3 separate regions of the Homo sapiens genome follow, and regions 1 and 2 are each linked to region 3. Evidence: chromatin loops called from intact Hi-C (ENCODE). Cell type or tissue: natural killer cell. All regions are shown on one strand. Each heading gives the region's core, and the rest is flanking DNA. Links, peaks and the distances in the headings are about the cores only.

The links. Peaks named below come from ENCODE experiments on the same cell type or tissue, not always from the same donor. Only the 100,000 strongest peaks of a DNase experiment are listed, where the experiment ranks them.
Region 1: a loop joins it to region 3, with 2.9 times the contacts of the local background. A loop is called at or near these places in 2 of 110 quality-filtered maps.
Region 2: a loop joins it to region 3, with 8 times the contacts of the local background. A loop is called at or near these places in 3 of 110 quality-filtered maps.

The regions. Positions count from the first base shown.
Region 1 is chr15:58,310,133-58,318,155 of GRCh38, reverse strand. No RefSeq gene overlaps it. Among named protein-coding and RNA genes, the nearest start is that of LIPC, 120 kb to the left of the region's middle. In natural killer cell, for the core only: no CTCF peak of the experiment used is centred there; DNase peaks (open chromatin) are centred at 3,485 and 4,605; H3K27ac peaks cover 1,902 bases.
Region 2 is chr15:58,512,740-58,520,762 of GRCh38, reverse strand. The region is part of intron 1 of LIPC (lipase C, hepatic type); the gene reads right to left. Among named protein-coding and RNA genes, the nearest start is that of LIPC-AS1, 18 kb to the right of the region's middle. In natural killer cell, for the core only: no CTCF peak of the experiment used is centred there; DNase peaks (open chromatin) are centred at 1,962, 2,872, 3,412 and 4,772; H3K27ac peaks cover 4,209 bases.
Region 3 is chr15:58,610,745-58,618,767 of GRCh38, reverse strand. It overlaps ADAM10 (ADAM metallopeptidase domain 10), which reads left to right. Exons shown (of 16, transcript NM_001110.4): 12 at 6,777-6,960; 13 at 7,661-7,769. Among named protein-coding and RNA genes, the nearest start is that of LIPC-AS1, 120 kb to the right of the region's middle. In natural killer cell, for the core only: no CTCF peak of the experiment used is centred there; a DNase peak (open chromatin) is centred at 3,887; H3K27ac peaks cover 2,435 bases.

The DNA of each region.
Region 1 (8,023 bases), core at 981-5,980, 300 kb after region 3:
GAAGATTAGGGTACTGACTGACCCCCTGTACCGTCAAAATTCTGCATAAAACTTTTTACTCTCAAAAACTTAACTACAAATAGCCTACTGTTGACCAGAAGCTTTACTGATAACATAGTTGATTAACACATATTTTGTATATAATATATATTATATATTGTAGTCATAATAAAGTAAGCTAGAGAAAAGACAATGTTTCTAAGAAAATCATACAAACAACCATCAGAGAATACTGTAAACACCTCTATGCACATAAACTAGAAAATCTAGAAGAAATGGATAAACTCCTGGACACATACACCCTCCCAAGACCGAACCAGGAAGAAATTGAATCCCTGAATAGACCAATAATGAGTTCTGACATTGAGGCGGTAATAACCTACAAACCAAGAAAAGCCCACGACCAGATGGATTTATAGCTGAACACTTCCAGAGGTATAAAGAAGAGCTGGTACCATTCCTACTGAAACTATTCTGAAAAACTGAAAAGGAGGAATGCCTTCCTAACTCATTCTGTGAGGCCAGCATTATCCTGATACTAAAACCTGGCAGAGATACAACAACAACAAAAAAAAAAAAAAAAAAAAAAAGAAAAAGAAAAAACTTCAGTCCAATATCCTTTATGAACATCAGTGTAAAACTCCTCAGCAAAATACTGGCAAACCAAATCCAGCAGCACATCAAAAAGCTTATCCGCCATGATCAAGTAGGCTTCATCTCTGGATGCAATGCTGGTTCAACATATTCAAATCAATAAATGTGATTCATCACATAAAAAACTAAAGACAAAAACCACATGATTATCTCAATGAACAAAGTAAAGGCCTTGGTAAAATTCAACATCCCTTCATGTTAAAAACTCTCAATAAACTAGGTATTGAAGGAACATACCTCAAAATATTAAGAGCCATTTATGATAAACCCACAACCAATATCATACTGCATGGGCAAAATCTGGAAGCATTCCCCCTGAAAACTAACACAAGACACAATTGTCCTCTTACCAGTCCTATTCAACATAGTATTGGAAGTTCTGGCCAGGACAATCAGGCAAGAGAAAGAAATAAAGCGTATTCAACTAGGAAGAAAGGAAGTCAAACTATCTTTGTTTGCAGATGACATGATCCTATACCTAGAAAGCCCTACTGTCTCAACCCAATTCTTAAGCTGGTAACCAACTTCAGCAAAGTCTCAGGATACAAAATCAATGTGAAAAAATGGCTAGCATTCCTATACGGCAACAACAGGCCAGCCAAGAGCCAAATCATGAATAAAGTCCCTTTCACAACTGCCACAAAAAGAATAAAATACCTAGGAATACAGCTAATGAGGGAAGTGAAGGATCTCTTGAAAGAGAACTACAAACTGCTCAAAGAAATCAGAGATGACACAAACAAATGGAAAAACATTCCATGCTTATGGATAGGAAGAATCAATATCATGAAAATGGCCATACTGCCCAAGGCAATTTATAGATTCTTTGCTATTACCATTAAACTATCATTGACATTCTTCACAGAATTAGAAAAAAAAATTATAAAATCCATGTGGAACCAAAAAGGAGCCTGAAGAGACAAGGCAATCCTAAGCAAAAAGAATAAAGTTGCAGGCATCATGTTACCGACTTCAAACTGTACTTTAGGGATACAGTAACCAAAACAGCATGGTACTGGTACAAGAACAGATACAAAGACCAAAGGAATAGAATAGAGAACCCAGAAATAAGACTGCGCAGCTACAACTATTTGAGCTTCAACAAACCTGACAAAAGCAAGCAATGGGGAAAGGATTCCCTATTTAATAAATGGTGCTGGGAGAATTGGCTAGCCATATACAGAAAATTGAAAGTGGACCCCATCCTTACACCATATACAAAAATCAACTCAGGATGGATTAAAGACTTAAATGTAAAACCCAAACTATAAAAACCCTAGAGACGAAAATCTTGGCAATACCATTCAGGACATAGGCACGGGCAAAGATTTCATGACGAAGATGCCAAAAGCAATCGCAACAAAGCGAAAATTGACAAATGGGATCTAATTACAGATCTTCTCCACAGCAAAAGAAACTATCAACAGAGTAAGCAGACAACCTACAGAATGGGAGAAAATTTTTGCAATCTATGCATCTGACAAAGTTGTAATATCTAGCATCTATAAGGAACTTAAACAAATTTACAAGAAAAAAACAACCCCATTAAAAAGTATGCAAAGAACATGAACAGACACTTCTCAAAAAAGGCACACTTGTGGCCAAAAATATATGAAAAAATGCTCAACATCACTGATCATTAGAGAAATGCAAATCAAAACCACAATGAGATGCCATCTCACACCAGTCAGAATGGCTATTATTGAAAAGTGAAAAACACAGTAGATGCTGGTGAGGTTGTGGAGAAAAAGGAACTCTTACACTGTTGGTGGGAGTGTAAATTAGTTCAACCATTGTGGAAGACTGTGGTGATTTCTCAAAGACCTAGAGGCAGAAATACCATTAGACACAGCAATCCCATTACTGGATATGTACCCAGAGGAATATAAAGCATTCTATTATAAAGATACATGCATGCGTAGGTTCATCACAGCACTATTCACAATAGCAAAGACATGGAATCAATTTAAATGTCCATCAATGATAAACTGGATAAAGAAAATGTGGTACATGTACACCACGGAATACTATGCAGCCATAAAAGGAACGAGATTATGTCCTTTGCAAGGACATGGATGGAGCTGGAGGCCATTATCCTTAGCAAACTAACACAGGAACAGAAAACCAAATATGGCATGTTCTTACCTGTAAGTAGGAGCCTAATGATGAGAACACATGGACACATGGGGTGGGGAACAACATACACTGGGGCCTGTCAGAGGGTGGGAGGTGGGAGAAGGGAGAGGACCAGGAAGAATAGCTAATGAATGCTGGGCTTAATACCTGGATGATGGGATGATCTGTGCAGCAAACCATCATGGCACACTTTTACCTATGTAACAAACCCCCACATCCTACACATTTACCCCTGAACTTAAAACGAAAGTTGGAAATTAAAATCATAAGAGAGAATATATTTACTATTCATTAAGTGCAAGTGAATCACCATAAAGGTCTCCATCTCTGTTGTTTTCACATTGACTAGGCTGAGGAGGAAGACAACGAGGAGAGGTTGGTCTTGCTGTCTTAGGGTTGGCAGAGGCAGAAGAAAATCTTTGTCTAAGTGGAGCCATGCAGTTCAAACCTGTGTTATTGAAGGGCTAATTGTAATTGAGAAAATTACTCTTAAAAGAGTATTTTCTGGCTGTTTTGAGTGGTGCTTTTTAGCAGTAAATTTGGTGAGAGGGTACTTTTCCTCTGAAGGACATGCTTCCTTTTGTCAACTGCTTCCACTCACATTCTGAGAGTCAACAGTGAGACTTTTCAAAGCTGCTCACAACAATATAATTTGTTACCCTTTTAAAAACCTTTTCCTTCCTGCACGTTTCCTGCCTTCATCATGGCACTTCTAACTTCCTGCCACCCAAATTTGAAATCTCAGGCTTCAAACTCGTTTCCTCTAGATAACTAGTCATTGATTTTTGCTAATTCTACCCTTAAAGCAGCTTCTACATCCTCTCTCCTCGTTCATTTCCTAGGCCATGACCTAGGCCCAGGTTTTTATCACCTCAGAACCTCACCTGCCCACGATGAGGTCTTTTTACTTTCTATGTATAATTTAGAAACCATCTCATACCAGTGTCAGCTTGTTCTTTCTTGGAGCATTAATCTCATCATCATGTCACCTTTCTTACAAACAACTGGCAGCTCACTATTATACATGACGGATATAATAGCTCACTATTATACACAAGATAATAATAGTAATATTTTGATAAGAGACTTCCTTATTTTATATCTTCATTTGATCCTTGTATCGAGGAGCTATATAGAGAGCCTCATATATATAAAAGGATGTACTATATATGATATATATTCTGCATTATATATTTCCTTAATATATATCCTCATTTGATCCTTATATAGCCCTGTAATGCAGTTATTTATTATTGTTAGCCATTGTCATGGACGCTGTGCCCTGCTGCCTAAATCCTCCTTCAAGATTGCTTGATTTTCTCCCCAGCTGCTGGGAAGGTTGTTCCCTGACAGCTCTCAGTGCATTTTCCTTTCTTGGCTGAAGTAAGACATCTCATTCCAGGTCATGTCCCTCCCCCAGGGAAGCAACATCCAGGGAATGACTGGTTGATGTGGGTCCATAAGGCCTGGCCTTCTCACCCCAGTCTGGGCCACTGTGAAGGGCCATCCTAGCCCCAGAGCTCCCCGTGGGGTCAGCTGAGTCCTTGTTGCCTGTCTGGTAGCCCAGCTTCTCCCTCTGCCCAGCCCTGCTTCCTTGTCTTGCCCCCGCAGTGTGGATCTGCAGAGCATGCCCTAATAAACTTCCCACATGCTAATCTCCATCCCAGTGTCTGCTTCCTAGACGACCCAACCTGTGATACCCACATTTTAACGATGCGGAAACTGAGGTTCAGAGAGATTAAGTGACTTCCCCATCATGGGCTAGAAACAGCACAAGACCCAAATCAGAAGTCCTGGTCCTGCTACTCACTAGCAATGTGGTTTTGTTCACGTGATTTAAGATCTCACCCTCAGTTCCCTCATCTGTAAAATGGGTATCATGTGACCTGACTCACAGGGTTATTGTGAGTTATCTCATGAAGACACGCAGACCCAAGCATCTAGCACAGTGTCTGCCAGAGTGTAGACACCCCACCATCAGGGTCCTCAGCTGGTCAACAGCAGGGGCTGCCCTTGAAGGCTGCTCTCTGACTTTATTGCAGAGGTGCTAATAGAAAAAGAATGTGAGCCACACACGGAATTTAAAATTTTTGAGTAGCCACGTTAAAAAAGTAAAAGAGTTATATTCATACTGTTCTGTAAAAATAAATACATAAAAGGAAAATAAAACAGGTGAAATTAACTTTAGAAATATATTCCATTTAACTCAATATAGCGAACATGTCATCTCAGCATGCAATTAATATAAAAAAAATTGGATATTCTTTTTTTTTTCCCATATTAAGTCTTTGAGATCTGCATGTGCTTTCTCCCCACAGCACATCTCAGCTGAGGCTAGGCACATTTCAAGTGGTCAATGGTGAAGCAATGAATAGCTGAGCTCTAGAGCCTGTGTGCCCTACCTGCCCATCCATCACACAGTGCCTGTTCCCCACCCGTAGGAACAGCTCCGATGATTCAGTCCCCTCCTCACACATCTCGCCAAGTCTCCTTCCTACTTCCCAACAGAAGCCCGTGCCCTCAGCCCCTCTCTCTTCACCTTAACATCTCCTTCCAGATTCCAGGCTGTAGCTCACATGGCTGACTCCACCTATAATATCCCACCCTGAGCTACAAGACATGGGAGCATTAACAACGAAAGCAAAGGAAACAATTCCAACTAGATGGATGAATGGTAAATGCAAGTTTTTTAAAAAACCACAAAATTAAAAGCCAGCTGGGAATGGGAATCACAAATGTGGTAGAGAAGCAGTTAGTGGTCTCAGTCTTTAAAGGGTTTCTACTTTGACAAGAAAAACACTAAAATATCAACGTAGGAAACTGGGTAGGGACATGAACAGACAGTTCACAGATAAGGGAATAAAAATGGCTCACAACATGTGGGTAAATGATCAGCTTTACCAGTGATCACAGAAAGGCAAATAATGACAATAATATACTATTTCCCCTACTGCATCGTGCAAAATTAAGACTAGGACACTACTCAAGGCTGGTAAGGGTGCAGGGAGAAAAGCACAGAGCCCACGCTGTTGATAGGAGTGCATTCCGGAAAGCCTTAAAATATTCATACACTTTACCCAGTAATTCCTCTTCCAGGAATCTTCTAAAGAAATAATCAGAAATGCAGACAAAGACATATGAGCACAGATGTTAATCACACTGTTATTCATTATTGCCAAAGCAACCTACATGCCCAGTACCGTAGAGATGGTATATGATTTACAGATTACCCAAACAATGAAAATCAGGCACCTACTTAAAAACGATGTTGATTAAGATGTTTAATGATATGGAAAAAAATCTATATAAACTTAAAATTATATATTCAATATAATCTCAACTTCATAAACTTTGCAAGAAAAAATGGCTATCTGGTAATTAAAAAGTGTTGGTTGGTTAACTTTGGTTGGTGTGACTTTAGGTGATGGTTATTGTCTTCTTTATACATTTTTAAAGTAAAATGTACATATCAAAACACACACACCTTAACTGTACAATTTTGACAAGTGAATACACCCATGTATCTTATGTCCCTATCATAATATAGACATCTCCATCTGCCCGAAAGTTCCCTTGTGACCTGCTGAATCCCCACCTTCCCTGCAAGGGAAACTCATCATTTCCTTAGATGAGTGTGCTTATTCTAGAACCTCATAGCAATGGACTCATTAAGTATGTATGCTTTGTGTGTATGGCTTGCTCAGCGTTATGTCTATGACTTTTAGATTTTAATTTTCTAAATTTTTCATGTTGTACCTGCCCGACGCCAGGAATTTTTTTTTTTTTTTTTTTTTTTTGAGTTGGAGTCTCGCTCTGTCACCCAAACTGGAATGCAGTGGCACGATCTTGGCTCACTGCAAGCTCCGCCTCCCGGGTTCACGCCATTCTCCTGTCTCAGCCTCCCGAGTAGCTGGGACTACAGGTGCCCGCCACCACGCCCGGCTAATTTTTTGTATTTTTTAAAGTAGAGATGGGGTTTCATCATGTTAGCCAGGATAGTCTCGATCTTCTGACCTCGTGATCTGCCCGCCTCAGCCTCCCAAAGTGCTGGGATTACAGGCGTGAGCCACCGCACCTGGCCTTCCCTTTTTTTTTAGATGTAGTCTTGCTCTGTTGCCCAGGCTAGAGTGCAGTGGCATGATCTTGGCTCACTGCAACCTCCACCTCCTGGGTTCAAGCGATTCTCCTGTCTCAGCCTTCCAAGTAGTTGGGACTACAGGTGCCCGCAACCACGCCCGGCTAATTTTCATATTTTTAGTAGAGACGGGGTTTTGCTATGTTGGCCAGGCTGGCTTCGAACACCTGACTTAAGGTGATCCACCCACCTTGGCCTCCCAAAGTGCTGGGATTACACGAGTGAGCCACCGCACCCGGCCAAGAATTTTTAAAAAGGTTATTTCCTAAAAACAGGAAGCTCATTCTTGGATAGCCCACAACTAATCTATGATTACTCCTTTGAAGCTGCCTCCTTCAAGCCCTCTGCTCCACCGTCCTACTGCGCCGAGCTTCTGTGCGCTGGGAGGCTGGGCTCCTAATCCCGACACATACTGTCTTCTCCTTGTAAGTGCGGTGGTTGGGGAAGTGGCTGTGCTGTGGCACCCTGGAAACCCTGCCCATATCCGCATGCGCCGAGACTTGACCCACAGCAGATCTCAGTCTTGGCAGAATGCCTGCCTGTGGCTCTCCTTGAACACAACAGCACGGGACAATTGCAAAGAGCTGCTACAAGGGCATTTCTCACTCGTTTCCTTACATATACCAAGGAGGCCGTCCTGAGACAGCTGCTCGTCTCCTTGGGTTCTGATGAGATATGAGGCCTTTTGCCTCACCCCTCAAGATGCTGCTGCAGGCCATAAAGCTGCTTAGCTGCAGAGGGCGTTGGCTCCTCTACAATAGGCATCCTGTCATTGGTGCTTCTGACATGTGGCCCCTTTTACTCTGGTGTCACCCTGCACAAGGGCCGCAGGGACCTTGCACTTTTGGCTCCTCCTCCTCTCACTCCACACAGGTGGTGAATGGAGTCTGAAAAGGCTTAGCTGTTTCTTTACCAGCTGAATCCTCTGTCAGGCTTGGCCTTGCCTTGTGCTTGGCAGTTGCCAAGTACACGTCTTTGCTGGTTCCCTAGGGCTGCTGAAACAAAGTGCCATAAAGTGGGTGGCTTTCACAATAGACGTCTACTGTCTCACAGTTCTGGAGGCTAGAAGTCTGAGAACAAGGTGCCAGCAGGGTTGCT
Region 2 (8,023 bases), core at 1,341-6,340, 98 kb after region 3:
CGGCATTAATCAGGCTTCCTGCTGGCCCGAGAGAAGAAGCTACTGTGAATTTAATCTCTAGAAGGGGCAGATGGTATACAGCGGCTCTCAACCTCAATTACTTTGAAGCAAGCTGCCCCCGCCCTCCGTATTTCCTTTTTTGGCCAAGCGTTTCTGGGACTGATAGTCCATAGGATGCAACTGAGGAAATTCTGTCTGGGGCAGCTTTCCAGCGGGCTTGTATACTGTTGAGCTGTGCTCACACTCACCTCTGTGTGCTGGGGTTTCGAAGGCTAGTCCTCCCTGCTTTCATGGAGGCAAGGCTTTATGTGTAGGGGAGAGGGCTGAGCGCTTTAAGAGCAGGAAATGAGTTTCTAAATAGGCACATCGAATGGTTTAGACGTTGTGCTCTAGCATCCCAAGGCCAAGGATCTTGTGGAACTACTTTGGGGGCTGCTACAGGAGATGGCAGAGGACACAGAAGTTAAAAGGGTGGGTTCCTGACTGCCCGCCCACCTTGTTTCAACCCAAACAAAATTGCTTTTAGGTTTTAACATTTGCTGCTTGAGATTCTGTTTGTAGGAAGGTTTCCATGGCTGACACACATTCAAAGACCACAAATCTAGACCAATCACTTCAATTAACAGATTAAAAAAAAAACAAAAAAAAAACAGCCCAAAACCTGAGGTGCCGAAAAGCTAAAACAGATATCAATCAATCACATCACTAGATGCTGGATGTAGAGTCCAAGTTTCTGGACCTACCATCTAATGCTCTTTCTACGCACCCTTGCATTTGTTTATTTCCTTCTGACTCGGCCAGTTTCAAAAGAGAAGAATAAAAGATAGCAAGGAGCAAATAGCAGCGAAGATAACGGGATAAATCCACCAAGAAATAGCGGGGGAAAGGTAAAGAGAAATCCCACCTGCCCCCCATCTGATCTGTTTCACTGCAGTTCTTCTTATGCTCCACCTTAAAATGTAAAGAAACGGATGCTAAGAGCAAGGGCTGCTGATGCCAAGAATAACTCCGGAGGAGACACAATACACCACCCCAGTCTCCAGTGAAATGAACTGTTTAATCAAAACTGCGCTATTCTGTAAATATTCAGTCTATTGATGAAGAGCTCTGCAAACAGGGGCAGCTCCTAAGCAAGGCAGAGAGAACCTGGAAGGAACTGAAGAAGACAGAGAAAAATGGCAGATGTGCCTGTCTTGATGGTTGGGGTGGGAGGACTTACATATACACTCTGTGTTCAATGCATGGGAGGTGAGGCAGAGGGGGCAGCAGAGAAATTCAGAGTAACTCTCTTAATCCTTGGCTTTGCCTGACTGGCTAGAAGTGTAGTTCTTTTTTTTCTTTTTTTTTTTTTTGAGACAGAGTCTCTCTGTGTCACCCAGGCTGGAGTGCAGTGGCACAATCTCGGCTCACTGCAAGCTCCGCCTCCCGGGTTCACGCCATTCTCCTGCTTTGGCCTCCCGAGTAGCTGGGACTACAGGCACCTGCCACCACGCTCGGCTAATTTTTTTTTGTATTTTTAGTAGAGAAAGGGTTTCACCATATTAGCCAGGATGGTCTCGATCTCCTGACCTCGTGATCTGCCTGCCTCGGCCTCCTGAAGTTCTGGGATTACAGGCGTGAGCCACTGCGCTTGGCTGAAGTGTAGTTCTGTTAATTATAATGATGCAAATACTTATTGTGCACTTCCTGTATACCCTGTGTAGTTTATTAACTTTTCACAAAATGCTCTAAGGTAACCAGAGTCATCGTCAGGGATGAAACTTAGACAATTTGGTTCTAGAGTCAACATTCTTTTCTTTTCTTTTTCTTTCTTTTTTTTTTTAGGTGACGAATCGTAAGTGTATAGCTCTGTGAGTGTTGTGAGTGTCTATTATGTTTACAACCACCGTAACCACCACCACCATCAAGGCAGAGAACATTTCTATTCTCTGAAACGTGTCTCCAGGCAACACCACCAGCAGATGTAACTGTTCAGACTTCCATCACCGGAGATTAGTTTTGCCTGCTCTTGAACTTCGAGTTAGTAGATTCACACAATAGATGCTCTTTTGGGCCTGGCTCTTCTCACCCAACATTAAGTGAGATTCATCCACGTTGTGGTATGTGCAGAGCCTGCATCTTAACTGCTCTGTTCTGCCTCTCATCACATTAACTAATTCCGTGTTGCCTTCCAGAAATGTTTCCTTGGAAAGTGGATTGGGTTTTGCAGAGCTGACTGAGCCTGAAGGAGTGGAGCGAGAACACAGAAGGTTAAGTTCAGAGGGTGGCCCAGAAGAGAACTTTTTAGATAACTCCCTGGTGCTGCACAATTCTGTCTCTCACGGCCAAGTTTCGTGGTCCCAGACTCACTGGTATCAGCACAAGTTCCTCTTTTGATTTTGTTTCTCCTTTCACAGAACTAACTTAATCACCACTGCTTTCTCAAACACGTGGACAGCATTCTCAGGCATCATTTAGGGCAGTGGTTTTCAACTGAGGGGTAAGTTTGCTCTGCTGTTACCTTCCCCCACCTTGGGGCATTTGGAAACATGGCAACACCTGGAGATAGTTTTGGTTGTCAAAACAGGGGGCAAGGGGAGTTCTACTGGCATTAGTGGGTAGAGGCCAGGGATACTGCTCAACACCCTTCAATGCACAGGACAGCCTCTCACAACAAAGAATTATCCAGCCCCAAATGTTAAGTGTGCTGTGATCAAGAAGTCCTGGTCTAGGGTCAACACAGGAAGTTGGTGGCTGTTCCCTTTTCTGATATAGTAAGAGAGCAGACACAGCGGAATGAATAGAGCTCTTGACCAAGAGTCAGAAGATCTGGGTTCAGGGCCCCACTTTGCACCAACTAGCTGTCTGACCTTGTTGAGATCATTTAACCTCCGCAAGGCTGATTTCCTCGTCTGTCACTTAGGAGCTGTGACGCCTGCCTTTCTTACTTACACGCTTGTTGTCAGAATCACAAGTGAGAATGTCAGTGGAATCTCTTTGAAATGCTTACATGTTATTGTTTTATTTGACTGTGACAGCAAATCAAGCTTATATGGGTGTTTTTGTGTCTAATGTCAATGCAAGAATAGTTTCGGCAGGGTTTCTGTTGCCCTGTGTTCAATTTCCAGGGTCATAGCCTCCTTCTCACATTTGTGTGGGAAAGGAGCTCATATACAAAGGGTGTTTCCTGGAACTGTGGGCAGGGCTTCAAACATCCCTGCAATTCTCTAAGCCTGCAGCTCTCCACACTGAAACTTGTGGTCTAGAAATTCTCTTTTAAATGCTTGTGAGACCTCTGAAGGGGTTCGCTCCAGAAAAGCAGGGCCTTTTTAGCACTGAAAGTTGGATTTTATTTTGCCACATAAGAGACTTAGGGCTGTCGCCCCTCCTGGGTGAAGATATGCAGTGTTATGGCAACATCAGTCTGATAGAACGTTGTTGAGCTCAATGTGCTGTGCCACATAGTGGAGAGAGGGGGCACAATTCTCTCTGAGAGGCAAGAGCCCTGGTGCTGTGCAAGCTGGCACCAAAACAACATTGGGTATTGGTCAAAACCTTGGGGATCTTTGCCTTGTGAATACACAGGAGAGTGAGGTGAGGCAGTTAACAGTTCTACTCAAACACAATTGTTGAAGGGAGACTTAGTAAGGAATAGTGTGGGACATGGATATTTTGTCATCATTAACAACATAAACAGTGTTTGGATTCAAGGGGCAAATTTGCCCTAGACTAAAGGCTGTTCTGGTCCCATCTAACAAAGTTTTAAAGCAAGTCTCAAAAGGGTCAAACTATTTCCAAGTAATTTAACTGCACCCCAGGACAAAGCTGAAGAACATTTAAAATAATGTAGGAATACCCAGCACCAATTAGGTAAAATTCACAATGTCCGGTATCTAGTCAAAAATTACCAGGCATGCAAAGAAGCAGGAAAATACAACCCATAATGAAGAGAAAAATCAATCAATCAAAACCAACCTAGAATTGTTATAGATGGTAAAATTAGTCCACAAGAACATTAAAACAGTTCTTATAACTATATTTCATTTATTCAAGATGGTAGAAGAAAATGTAAGCATGCTAAGAAGAAATATGGGAGATATAAGAAGTCTAAACTGAACTTCTAGAGATTCAAAAATCAATGTCTGAGATATGAAATACATTAGGTGGGATGAATAACAGATTACACATTGCAGAAGAAAAGATTAGTGGACTTGAATTCACAGCAACAGAAACCATCCATTTGAAACACAGAGAATAAAGGCTGAAAATAAATTAACAGAACATCAGGGAGCTGTCGGGCAATTTTAAGAGGCCTCATATATATGTAATTGAAAATTCCAAAGGAGACAAGAAAGGGGACAGAAGAAATGCTTAAAGAAATAATAATGGTGGAAAAATATCTACGTTTGATGAAAGCACTAAATACATAGATCCAAGATGATCAATGATCTCAAAACACAAAAAATATGAGGGAAACTACACCAAGCCACAGAATAATCAAATTGCTGAAAACCAGTGACCAAAAAAAAAAAAAAAAAAAAAAAAAGAAGCTAGAGGTAAAAAGTCAAACTGCATACTCAGTGACAAAGATAAGAATTCAATAGACGTCTTCCCAGAAACGAGGCCTACCAGAAGACAATGGGGCAGCACCTTTAAGGTTCAAGCAAAGATGCGCAGAAAATCCCATTGCCTTGGGCTCCTTGTATGTTGGTAGATGTTGGGATGGAAACTCATCCTCAAAGCCTAGCCAGGTGTCAGCAAGAAACACAGTGCACTAACATGTGGTGGTCAGACGATGATTACAGCCCCGTGTTCGCGCTTATGAGAGAACAGGAAGTGAGATGAAGTAATGGAAAATTTCACAGTGACACTAAGAAGAGATCCGAGTTCTAGAACACACTGAATACATATTTTCCCTCAAAAGTGTCTTTCCTCTATCTGTCCCCAGCTCTGTGAGTGACATCCCCAAGCCATGAACTTTAGGCACCCTTGACCCCTACATTTCTCCTACCCTATTGCCGTTCAGCTCACTGATTTTTCTCAAAAATACCTCCATTTACTTTTTTTCCTCCAGATCTAATTCAGGCCCTCATTATGTCTCACAAACTCCCTATTTGACACTGGGATAGTTGTATTACTCCTCTGCCCCTTTATAGAATAAGGGGATTGGCTGATGATCTCCAAAGGCCCTTTTTGTTTTTTAAAGTATGGGTTTTGGTGATATTTTGAGATATATATATATATATATATGTGTGTGTATATGCAAAGACCTCTTTTATATCACACTAATGAAGCTCGATTCTGATGTGGTTATATCCAGAGAGGAGGAGGTTATGAGTTATGAATGTGCCCTGCACATAGTAGCTGCTCTATGGTATTTGCTGAGTAAAGAAATGAAAGAGTTTAAAGCAAAGCAAACAAAACTCCCATTCTTGCTCCAAATAGCTATGTTCTGCAGAACAGGATCCAGTTTATGGTAGGCTGAATAATGACCACCTCCAAATTTGTCCACATCTGAATCCCCAGAACCTAGAATATGTTACCTTATATGGAAAAGGGACTTTGCAGATGTGATTAAGGTAAGGATCTTGAGAGGGGGAGATTATCCTTGTTTCTTTGAATGGGCCCAATGTAATCACAAGGGTTCTTATAAGAAAGAGGCAAGAGGCTTAGAATCAGAGAGAGAAACTGGAAGATGCTATGCTGCTGGCTTTAAAGATATAGGAAGGAGCCACAAGCCAAGGAACGTAGGTGGCCTCTAGAAGCTGAAAAAGGTGAGGAAACGGATTCTGTCCTCAGAGTCTCCAGAAGAAACACAGTTCTGTTGACACCTTAATTTTAGGACTTTTGACTCCAGAACTGTAAGATAGTGTCAATTTAACTAATTAAATTTGTAGTAATTTGTTAACAGAAGCAATAGGAAACCGATATGCAGCCTTATTTCTGCATTAACTTTTTTTGAGATGGAGTGTCACTCTGTCGTCCAGGCTGGAGTGCTGTGGCACCATCTTGGCTCACCACAACCTCTGCCTCCTGGGTTCAGGCTGTTCTCCTGCCTCAGCCTCCGAAGTAGCTGGGATTACAGGTGTGCACCACCATGCCTGGCTAATTTTTGTATTTTTACTGGAGATGGGGTTTTGCCATGTTTGCCAGGCTGGTCTCAAACTCCTGACCTCAGGTGATCCTCCCGCCTTGGCCTCCCAAAGTGTTGGGATTCCAGACGTGAGCCACTGCACCTGGCCTGCATTAACTTTTTATACTTACTAGGAAAGAGGTTTAACCTTTCTGAGTCTCTGGTCTACTTTCAATCAAATAGCATTAAAAATGTCTTCTATATGAGATAAGGGTATAATGAAATAGTGCATAATCCTATTTGAAATAATATAAAATACTCCTTATAATACCAAATACTACTACTACTTCTACTACTACTGGTACTACTGGTACTGCTAATGCTTTGCAAATGCCTTATAGACATTGTTTGACTTTAATCACTAAACAATCTTATGAAGTAGCGATTGCTATCCACCTTCCACAGATGCTCAGCCAAGACTTAGAAAGGGCGAGAAGCGTGCTCAGCCACACAGCTAGAAAGTGGAGGAGCTGGAATCCCCATTACAAACAGGTGTTCTGGCTCCTTTAGTTATGCTGGCGATGATAAACTTGATGCCAGTGGGGGCTTTTACGATGATGCTTATTACTGTACCACTCTGTTGTCATTCTCTTCTCATGCCTCTTTCCTGTAACAACATCTGATTGCTTCACTCATCATATTCCAGCCTGTCACCAGCTCGTCACGGAAATGATTGAAATGCTACTAATTCTGCATTATGGCCTTCTGGCTGGGTGAACTTGGCAAAGGCTGGGGAGATGTTTGTGTATCTAAGAGCAAATGGCCCCGAGGTTTGGAAACGGAAATGCTCCTCCCACCACACCCAAGAGAAATGTGCATGGTGAGGAGTCCTGGGGTTCTCAGCCCCTTGTGAGTGGAGCCAGGACATAGATGCCAGCTGCCGTGGGGTTTCTCCAGAATTCTCAGCTGCACAACTGTGAACTGAGGGAGTTGCTTTGAGGCAGTGTGGCATACAACACCTTATCCTTTTATTTGAGGGACGTGCTAAAAGTTTAAGTAGTCAGCTTTCCAATCCTCATCCTCCTTCTTTCATTTACCTGTTTCCTCTTCCTTTTTCCTCCCATCACCTTTGATTCTGAATATTTCCCTCTGCTGTTCTGAGGTCTGTTTTTAGGGGGCTGGCTTGGCTAACAGGAGTTAGGACAGAAAGGGCCGGCTCTGCATGAGCTCTGCTTTCTGCAGCCCAGAGCAACGGTTTGCTTTGAAGATTGTTGAGAATATTTGGATTAATAAGATTTGTTCTAATATTTCCCTTCATTTCTGATCATCAAAGTGCTTGGAAGGTTTGAGCTGGTGCAGAGTTTCTTCTAGTTTGTCCTTGGGAGCAAGTGTCTGGAACAGGGTTGATTTAAAAATGTTTTCTGACTGAAGCCTTGTTAATGGGGCAGGCTGCAAATTCACATCAAGGGAGTGTCATCTTTCAAAGCAGCTTCTTGGCAGAAGGGGATGTGGAATATTAGAGAAATCTGAATCTGTTAAGCTTCCATTAAATGAACCCTTGATTCCAGACTGTGCTGAGCGGAACCTAGGGACTGTGGGCCGTGAGTAATTGACTTCTTCAGTGGCAGGATGCCTGAGAAAGGTCGAGCGTCCTTTGGGATGAAACATCCACCAGTTTGAAGGAGGTTTTTGCTTTTCTGTATTCCTCTGTGTCTCCTTTTCTATGTACTTTTACTTTTTTTTTTTTTTCGTTGATGCTTTGTGTTTTGCCCAATATAATGGAGATGAAAGGCGGAGGTCTTGTGCCGGGGTCTGGAGGATGTGTGTGGAACGACCCTCGTTGTCATAGGTCATCATTTTATGGCTGTCAGCCTTCCTCACATTGACTGTAAGTACCTTGAGGACAGGGGCAGGATTTTACCTTCCATCCCCTTTCCCCGCCTCCTACCTCGTTCCAGTGCCACTGTTGCT
Region 3 (8,023 bases), core at 1,715-6,714:
GATATTGAACATTTTTTCATGTACTTGTTAGCAATTTATATGTCTTCTTTTGAAAAATGTTTATTTAGGTCATTTGTCTACTTTTTAATGAGATTATTTAGTTTTTTGCTGTTGAGTTGAGTTCCTTGTACATTCTATCAGTCCCTAGTCAGATGAATAATTTGAAAATGTTTTCTCCCATTCAGCAGATCGTCTCTTCACTCTGTTGATTGTTTCCTTTTCTGTGCAGAAGCTTTTTAGTGTGTGTAACCCTATTTGCCTATTTTTGCTTTTGTTGTCTGCAGTATTGAGGTCTTACTCAAAAATCTTGGCTCAGATCAATGTCCTGATATCTTTTCCCAATGTTTTCTTTTAGTAGTTTCATCGTTTCAGGTCTTAAATTTCCATCACATTTTGATTTGGTTTATGTATGTGGTGAGACATAGGGGTCTAGTTTCATTTTTCTGCATATAGGTATCCAGTTTTCCCATCACCACTTATTGAAGAGACTGTCCTTTCCCCACTGAATGTTCAAAAATCACCTCGAAAATCAATTGGCTGTAAATATATAGATTTATTTCTGAATTCTCTATTCTGTTTCATTGGTTAATGTGTCTGTTTTTATGTCAGTATCATGCTGTTTTAGTTGCTATAGCTTTGTAGTATATTTTGAAATTAGGTGGTGTGATGCCTCCAGCTTTATTCTTTTGGCTATTGGCTTCTGTGGTTTCATATGACTTATAGGATTGTTTTCTCTTTATCTGTGAAGAATGTCATTGGTATTTGGATAGGCATTACATTGAATCTGTAGATTGCTTTTGGTAGTATGGCCGTTTTCACAGTATTAATTCTTCCAGTCCATGAACATGAAATGTGTTTTTTTTTTTTTTTGACTTGTTCAGTTTCTTTCATCAGTGTTTCATAGTTTTCCTTCTAGAAATTTAATAAACTCACCTCCTTGCGTTTATTAAACTTACTCTTTTTTTTGCAGCTATTATAAATGAGATTGATTTTCTGCTATTTTCTTGTATATAGAAACACAACTGGTTTTTTAATGTTAATTTTGTATCCTGCAACTATTCTGAATTCATTTATCAATTCTAAGAGTTTTCAGTGGAGCTTTAAGGGTTGTCTATATATATAAGATTATGCTGTCTACAAACAGGAACAGTTTGGCTTCCTCCTTTCCAATTTGGATGTCCTTTATTTTCTTCTCTTGCCTAATTGCTCTGGCTCAGACTTCCATTACTATATTGATAACAGTGGTGAGAGTGGACATTCTTGTCTTGTTCTAGTTCTTTTTTTCTTACTTATTTTACCTGGTGATCAGGAAGTATTGTTGGGAAACTTTTTTTTAATTACTGATTCAATCTTGTTACTTGTGATTGATCTGTCCAGGTTTTCTATTCTTATTTCAATCTTGGTAAGTTGTATGTGTCCAGGGATTTATTAATTATCATTCGGTTTTCCCATTTATTGGCATATAGTTTATTGTAATGGTTTCTAATGATTCTTTGTATTTTTGTGGTATCAGTTATAACGTCTCCTTTTTTGTTTCTGATTTTATTTGGATATTTTTTCCTTGTCTAGTTAATGGATTGATGATTTTATCTTTCCAAGAAACCAACTGTTCATTTTGTTGATATATTTTTATTTTATTTTTTTATTTTTTTATTTTTTGAGACGGAGTCTCACTTTTTTCCCCAGGCTGGAGTGCAGTGGTGCAATCTCGGCTCACTGCAAGCTCCGTCTCCTGGATTCACGCCATTCTCCTGCCTCAGCCTCCGGAATAGCTGGGACTACAGGTACCTGCCACCACGCCTGGCTAATTTTTTTGTGTTTTTAGTAGAGACGGGGTTTCACCGTGTTAGCCAGGATGGTCTCAATCTCTTGACCTTGTGATCTGTCCGCCTCGGCCTCCCAAAGTGCTGGGATTATAGACATAAGCCACCGTGCCTGGCCTGATTCTTTGTATTTTTTTAGTCTCAATTTTGTTTATTTCTGCTCTGATCTTCATTATTTCTTTTCTTCTACTAATTTGGGGTTTGGTTCGTTCTTGCTTTTTCCTGATTCGTTGAGGTGCATTGTTAGGTTGTTTATCTTTCTACTTTTTCTATGTAGACATTTATTGCTATAAACTTCCGTCTTAATATTGCTTTAGCTGTATCCCATAGTATTTGGTATGTTGTGTTTTTCTATTTTCAGTTGTTTCAGAGAGCTTTTAAACTTCATTTTTAATTTCTTCATTGACTCATTGGTTGTTCAGAAGCAAGTTGTTTAATTTTTATGTGTTTGTACAGTTTCTAAAGTTCCCCTTGTGATTGATCTCTAGTTTCATTCTGTTGTGTTCAGAAGAGATACTTGATATGATCTCTGTTTTTGAACATCTGTTGATAATTGTTTTATAGCCTAATATGTGGTCTATCCTGGAGAATGTTTCATGTGCTAATGAAAAGAATGTGTATTCTGCCACAGCTGTTGGATGAAATGTTCTGTAAATGTCTGTTAGATCTATTTGGTCTAAAGTATAGTTCTAATCCAGTGTTTCTTGATTTTCTGTCTAGATTATCTGTCCAGTGCTGAGAATGGGCTGTTGAAGTCTCCAACCGTTACTTTATTGGAGTTGATCTCTCTCTTTAGATCTAATAGTATTTGCTTTATGTATCTGGGTGCTCTGGTGTTCGGTGCATATAGATTTAGAATTGTTATATCCCTTTGCTGAATGGAACATTTTATCACTATATAGTGATCTTTTTTGTCTCTTTTCACAGTTTTTTTTTGGAGACAGGGTCTTGCTCTGTCACCCAGGCTTGAGTGCAGTGGCATGATCTCGGCTCACTGCAACCTGCGCCTCCCGGGTTCAAGCGATTCTCCTGCCTCAGCCTCCCTAGTAGCTGGGACTACAGGCATGTACCACCATGCCCAACTAATTTTTGTATTTTTAATAGAGACGGGGTTTTGCCATGTTGGTCAGGCTGGTCTTGAACTCCTGACCTCAGGTGATCTGCCCGCCTCGGCCTCCCAAAGTGCTGGCATTACAAAATGAGCCACTGTGCCTGGCCCTCTTTTCACAGTTTTTGACTTAAAATCTGTTTTATCTGATACAGGTATAGCTAGTCTTGCTTACTTTGTTTCTGGTTGAGTGAAATATCTTCTTCTGTTCCTTTACTTTTAGTCTATATATGTCTTTAGAGGTAAAATGATTTTCTTGTAAGCAGCATATAGGTGGATGTGTCATGTGTTTGGGAGGCCGAGCCGGGAGTTTTGCTTGAGCAGGAGTGCAAGACCAACCTAGGCAACATAGTGAGATCCCATTTCTACAAATAAATGAATACATAAGTAATTTAAAAGCTACAGAGGGAGAAGAGATTAAAATAGGCCCATTCAGCCAGGTTGTGTCTTTTTAAGTAGGGGGATTTCATTGGTGTATATTCATGATTGATATCAGTAGGTGAGGACTTCCTCTTATCATTTTGATAATTATTTTCTGGTTTTTTTTTTTTTTTTTTTTTCTTCAGACGGACTCTTGCTCTGTAGCCCAGGCTCGAGTGCAGTGGTGCAATCTTGGCTCACCACAAGCTCCGCCTCCTGGGTTCACGCCATTCTCCTGCCTCAGGCTCCCTAGTAGCTGGGACTACAGGCGCCTGCCACCACGCCCGGCTAATTTTTTGTGTTTTTAGTAGAGATGGGGTTTCACTGTGTTAGCCAGGATGGTTTCGATCTCCTGACCTCGTGATCTGCCTGCCTCGGCCTCCCAAAGTGCTGGGATTACAGGCGTGAGCCACTGCACCCGGCTGTTTTTGTTTTGTTTTGTTTTGTTTTTGCATATTCTTCTTTCTTTTTTTCTCTCATTTAGCATTGTGGTTTGGTAGTTTTCTGTAGTGGTAACATTTGACTCTTCTTTTTCTCATTTGTATATCACAGTGGCCTGTATTGTACAGCTTTGTGGTAATGGCGGTGTTGGTGTACGTAGGTTGTTAGCATTATAATTCTGTGTGTTTTCACAATGGTGATTATTGGTTTTTTTTGCTTCCAGGTGCAGGAATCCCTTGAGTATTTCTTGTAGGGTCAGTCTAGTGGTGATGAATTTCCTATTTTTGCTTGTGTGGGAAAGACTTTATTTGTCCCTCATTTCTGAAGGTTAGTTTTGCTGGGTATAGACTCTTGGCTGCTAATTTGTAAACTATCCTTCAGAAATGAGGGACAAATAAAGTCTTATAGATTCTTGGCTGCCAATTTGTTTTTTCTTTCAGTACTTTGAACATATTATCCCATTCTCTCCATGCCTGTGAAATTTCTGCTGAGAAATCTGCTGCTAGTCTAATAGATGCTCCCTTATATGTGACTTGATACTTTCCTCTTGCTGTTTTTTTTAGAATTCTCTATGTCCTTGACTTTTGACAATTTGACTATAAATCCTCAAGGAAGACTTCCATTTTCAGCTATTATTTTAATAAATAGGTTTTCTTTTTTTTTTCTTTCTTTTTTCTTTCTTTTTATTTTGAGACAGAGTCTTAACTTCATCACCCAGGCTGGAGTGCAGTGGTACAGTTTGAGCTCACTGCAACCTCTGCCTTCCAAGTTCAAGTGATTCTTGTGCCTCAACCTCCTGAGTAGCTGGTATTACAGGTGCGTGCCACCATGCCCAGCTAGTTTTTTTCGTATTTTTAGTAGAGACGGGGTTTCAAGCTCCTGACAAGTGATCCACCTGCTTTGGCCTCCCAAAGTGTTGGGATTACAGGTGTGAGCCAGTGCACCCCAGCCAAAACAAAGGTTTTCTGTGCCTTTTTAAATCTCTTCTCCTTCTGTAGCTTTTAAGTGATTGATTGATTGGTTGCAGAGATGGGCTTTCACTACATTGCCTAGGTTGATCTTGAACTCCTGGGCTCAAGTGATCCTCCCACCTCAGCCTCCCAAAGTTCTGGCATTACAGGCATGAGTTACTGCACCCAACCTTCTGCAGCTCTTATAATATGAAAATTTATTCACTTGGTGGTGTCCCATAAGTCTTATAGACTTTCTTCCTTTTTTTTTCCTTCCCCTAAATGAGTAATTTCAAACATTCTATCTTGAAGTTCAGAGATTTTCTTTTGCTTGATCAAGTCTGCTGTTGAAGCTGTCTATTATATATTTTTATTTTATTCACTGAATTCTTAAGCCACAGGATTTTTGTTTCTCTTTAATGATATTTATTACTTTTTTGAATTTCTCATTCATATGAATTGTTTTCCTAGTTTCATTGAATTTTTTATCTATATTTTCTTGTGTCTTTTCCCTCAAATCATTATTTTGAATTCCTTTTTAGGCAATTTATTGATTTCCTTTTCTTTGGGACCTGTTGCTAGAGAGTTAATTATGTTCCTTTGGTGGTGTCATATATATTTGTTTTTTCATGTTTCATGAGTCCCTGTGTTCATGTCTGTGTGCCTGTCTGGTGGAACAGTCGTCTCATCTAAATTTTCTAGAGTGACTTTCATGGAGATATACTCTCACCTGTAGCTAGGTCTTAGTGTGCTGGTCGGGAAGGGTGTGGTGCTTCTTTTTCCAGGTAGGTGCAGTGGTATAGTCTCCATGCAGCTTCTTCAGCTGTATTCAACATCATCAATAACTGTAGGCACCTCAGTGGTCTGTGCTGTAGAAGTTTGTGGTAATGGATGCTGGTGGTGTAGGTTGTTAATGTCCTCAGTGGCAACGCCTTTTGGGGCCCTCCTATTCTCATTTTTCCCATAATGGTGAGACTTAGCCAAGGGGATCCCTCTTGGTGTCAGGTCTGACATGGCCTACGAGCACCTGCTGCGGTGCTGGCTTCCAGTTGCGGATGCGTAGAGTAACTGTGGGGCTGGAGTTCTAGGCTCAGGATCTCACAAACCTATTATGGTACTTGTGTCTTGCAGTGCATGTTTACTGTCTGGCAAGATTGAATGTAGGTTGCCTATAGCACCAGGATCTGTGACTCTGGGTTACTCCCTAGCACCTTGGGCCCAGCGGGCCAGTCTGTAGCTGGGATTATACACTTTGTGGGCAGGGTATAGCCCGGGCTTGGGTCCAGGGAAGAGGTGCTCTGGAGATTTGAGCCCAGAGCACAGTGCATGGCAGTAATTTCGGAGCCTGAGCCAATAGGACTCAGTGACGAGTTGGGTCACCGGGGATGGAGGTGGTGGTGAGTCTAGACCCTGGGATGGTGGGGCTTGGTGGTATCCCAAAGTCTGTGAGACCAGGTGCAGCAACAGCAAGTACCTCAGAATGTTCAAGCACAGCTGTCATTTGGGCCCTAGGGGGCAGGGAACAGCACAGTGATGACTACTGTGGGGAGAAGGGTGTCTCAGCAGCTCAGACTCTAGGGGGCTAGTCTAGCTCCAGGGAAGCAGGGTGCTAGAGTTGTTTGGCCTGTAGGCATAGTATCCCAGTTCAGCCACTGATATTTCCCTGGGATGTGAGTTACTGTGTTGGCTTAGCCCTGGAATGCACAGCTCCTCAACTTGGCCAAGGCATTATTACCTGAAGGAGCAATGTGCTGCTTTATCTCATACCCTGCAGGGTGTGACTTTTCTGTGTAGGCCCAGGCACTGTTTCTTTGGGACACACGGCTCCACCAGTGCACTGTTTACTCAGGAGGGCGGTGTGCGGTTTCAGTTTTTTGAAGTTGTATACCAGTAACATACTTATCATTTAAGTGATGAGACTTAGGATTTAAAAATTGGTACTATGTCTAATAATGTGGATCTAATCTAATATCTAATAGTATATAGGGAATAACTAGTGATTTACTTTGTTTAATCACTTAATGTTTCCTCTAGTCCAAGTCAAGGTCCTTGTTGTACAGCACAGTGTGCATTCAAGTCAAAGTCTGAGAAGTGTCGGGATGATTCAGACTGTGCAAGGGAAGGAATATGTAATGGCTTCACAGCTCTCTGCCCAGCATCTGACCCTAAACCAAACTTCACAGACTGTAATAGGCATACACAAGTGTGCATTAATGGGGTAAGCATTTAACTATATGTTTTAAAATTTAATTTTAGAAAACTTGTTTTTCAGAAGAATTATTGATGCTTAAAGCTACATAGTTAAAGTAATTAATCTTGGTCTCTGTTTAAGTAATATTCCCTCACAAAACCATGAATATATTATGTGGCATTCAATTAGCTACTAATTTGTCTTTCATCTTTCCATGTACATGTGGTTGATATTCTCTAGAGAAACATAGTTGTACAACTCGGCATGTGATTTGTCTATAATATTTAAGTTTTATAAAATAATATTTCAGTAGCCTAAATAAAAGAACTCTTTGGTCATCTTCTCTGAATATCAAACCTTCAAAGCTTTTGTGGCTGAATATCACTTTGCTCTACAGGAAAAAAATTTAATTTTTCTTTCTTTATAGAAGAGCCGTAATAACCAACATAAAATCGATCCTCATCTAATCTCTTGCTCTGCTTTTATTTCATTTTTTTAAGTTGCCATTGCTTTAAAAGATTTACTATCTTTCTTGGATTTACTGTTTTTCAAATTTTTTCAAATGTATTTATGTAATTCAGTTTTGATACTCATCTCTGTTTGTTTTTCACTTTCATTTCCATTTAAATATTTTGACATTGGAAGCTCATACTTGCCTGTCTGTTACTATAAAAAATAGGTTTGACTGTATAGGGATTAAACAATTTGTCTTTTATTTTTCTTCTAGCAATGTGCAGGTTCTATCTGTGAGAAATATGGCTTAGAGGAGTGTACGTGTGCCAGTTCTGATGGCAAAGATGATAAAGAATTATGCCATGTATGCTGTATGAAGAAAAGTAAGGCTTTTAAAAACACAAGAGTATAAAATTTGCCTCAAACTATTATTTTCTCCTAAATTTTAAGTGTAAAACTTTGACCTACAGTTTGGCCAGATAATTTCCAGCTAAATCTGTCCTCTTGAGGAGATTATAAATGTAACGTAGCATTGTGTCTCTATTATTATGGTCTCTACAATGTTTTAAAAATGATAAACTAGACAAAACGTTGCCAGCTTTACAGCAGTAATTTACATAAACACTGTTAGACTTTA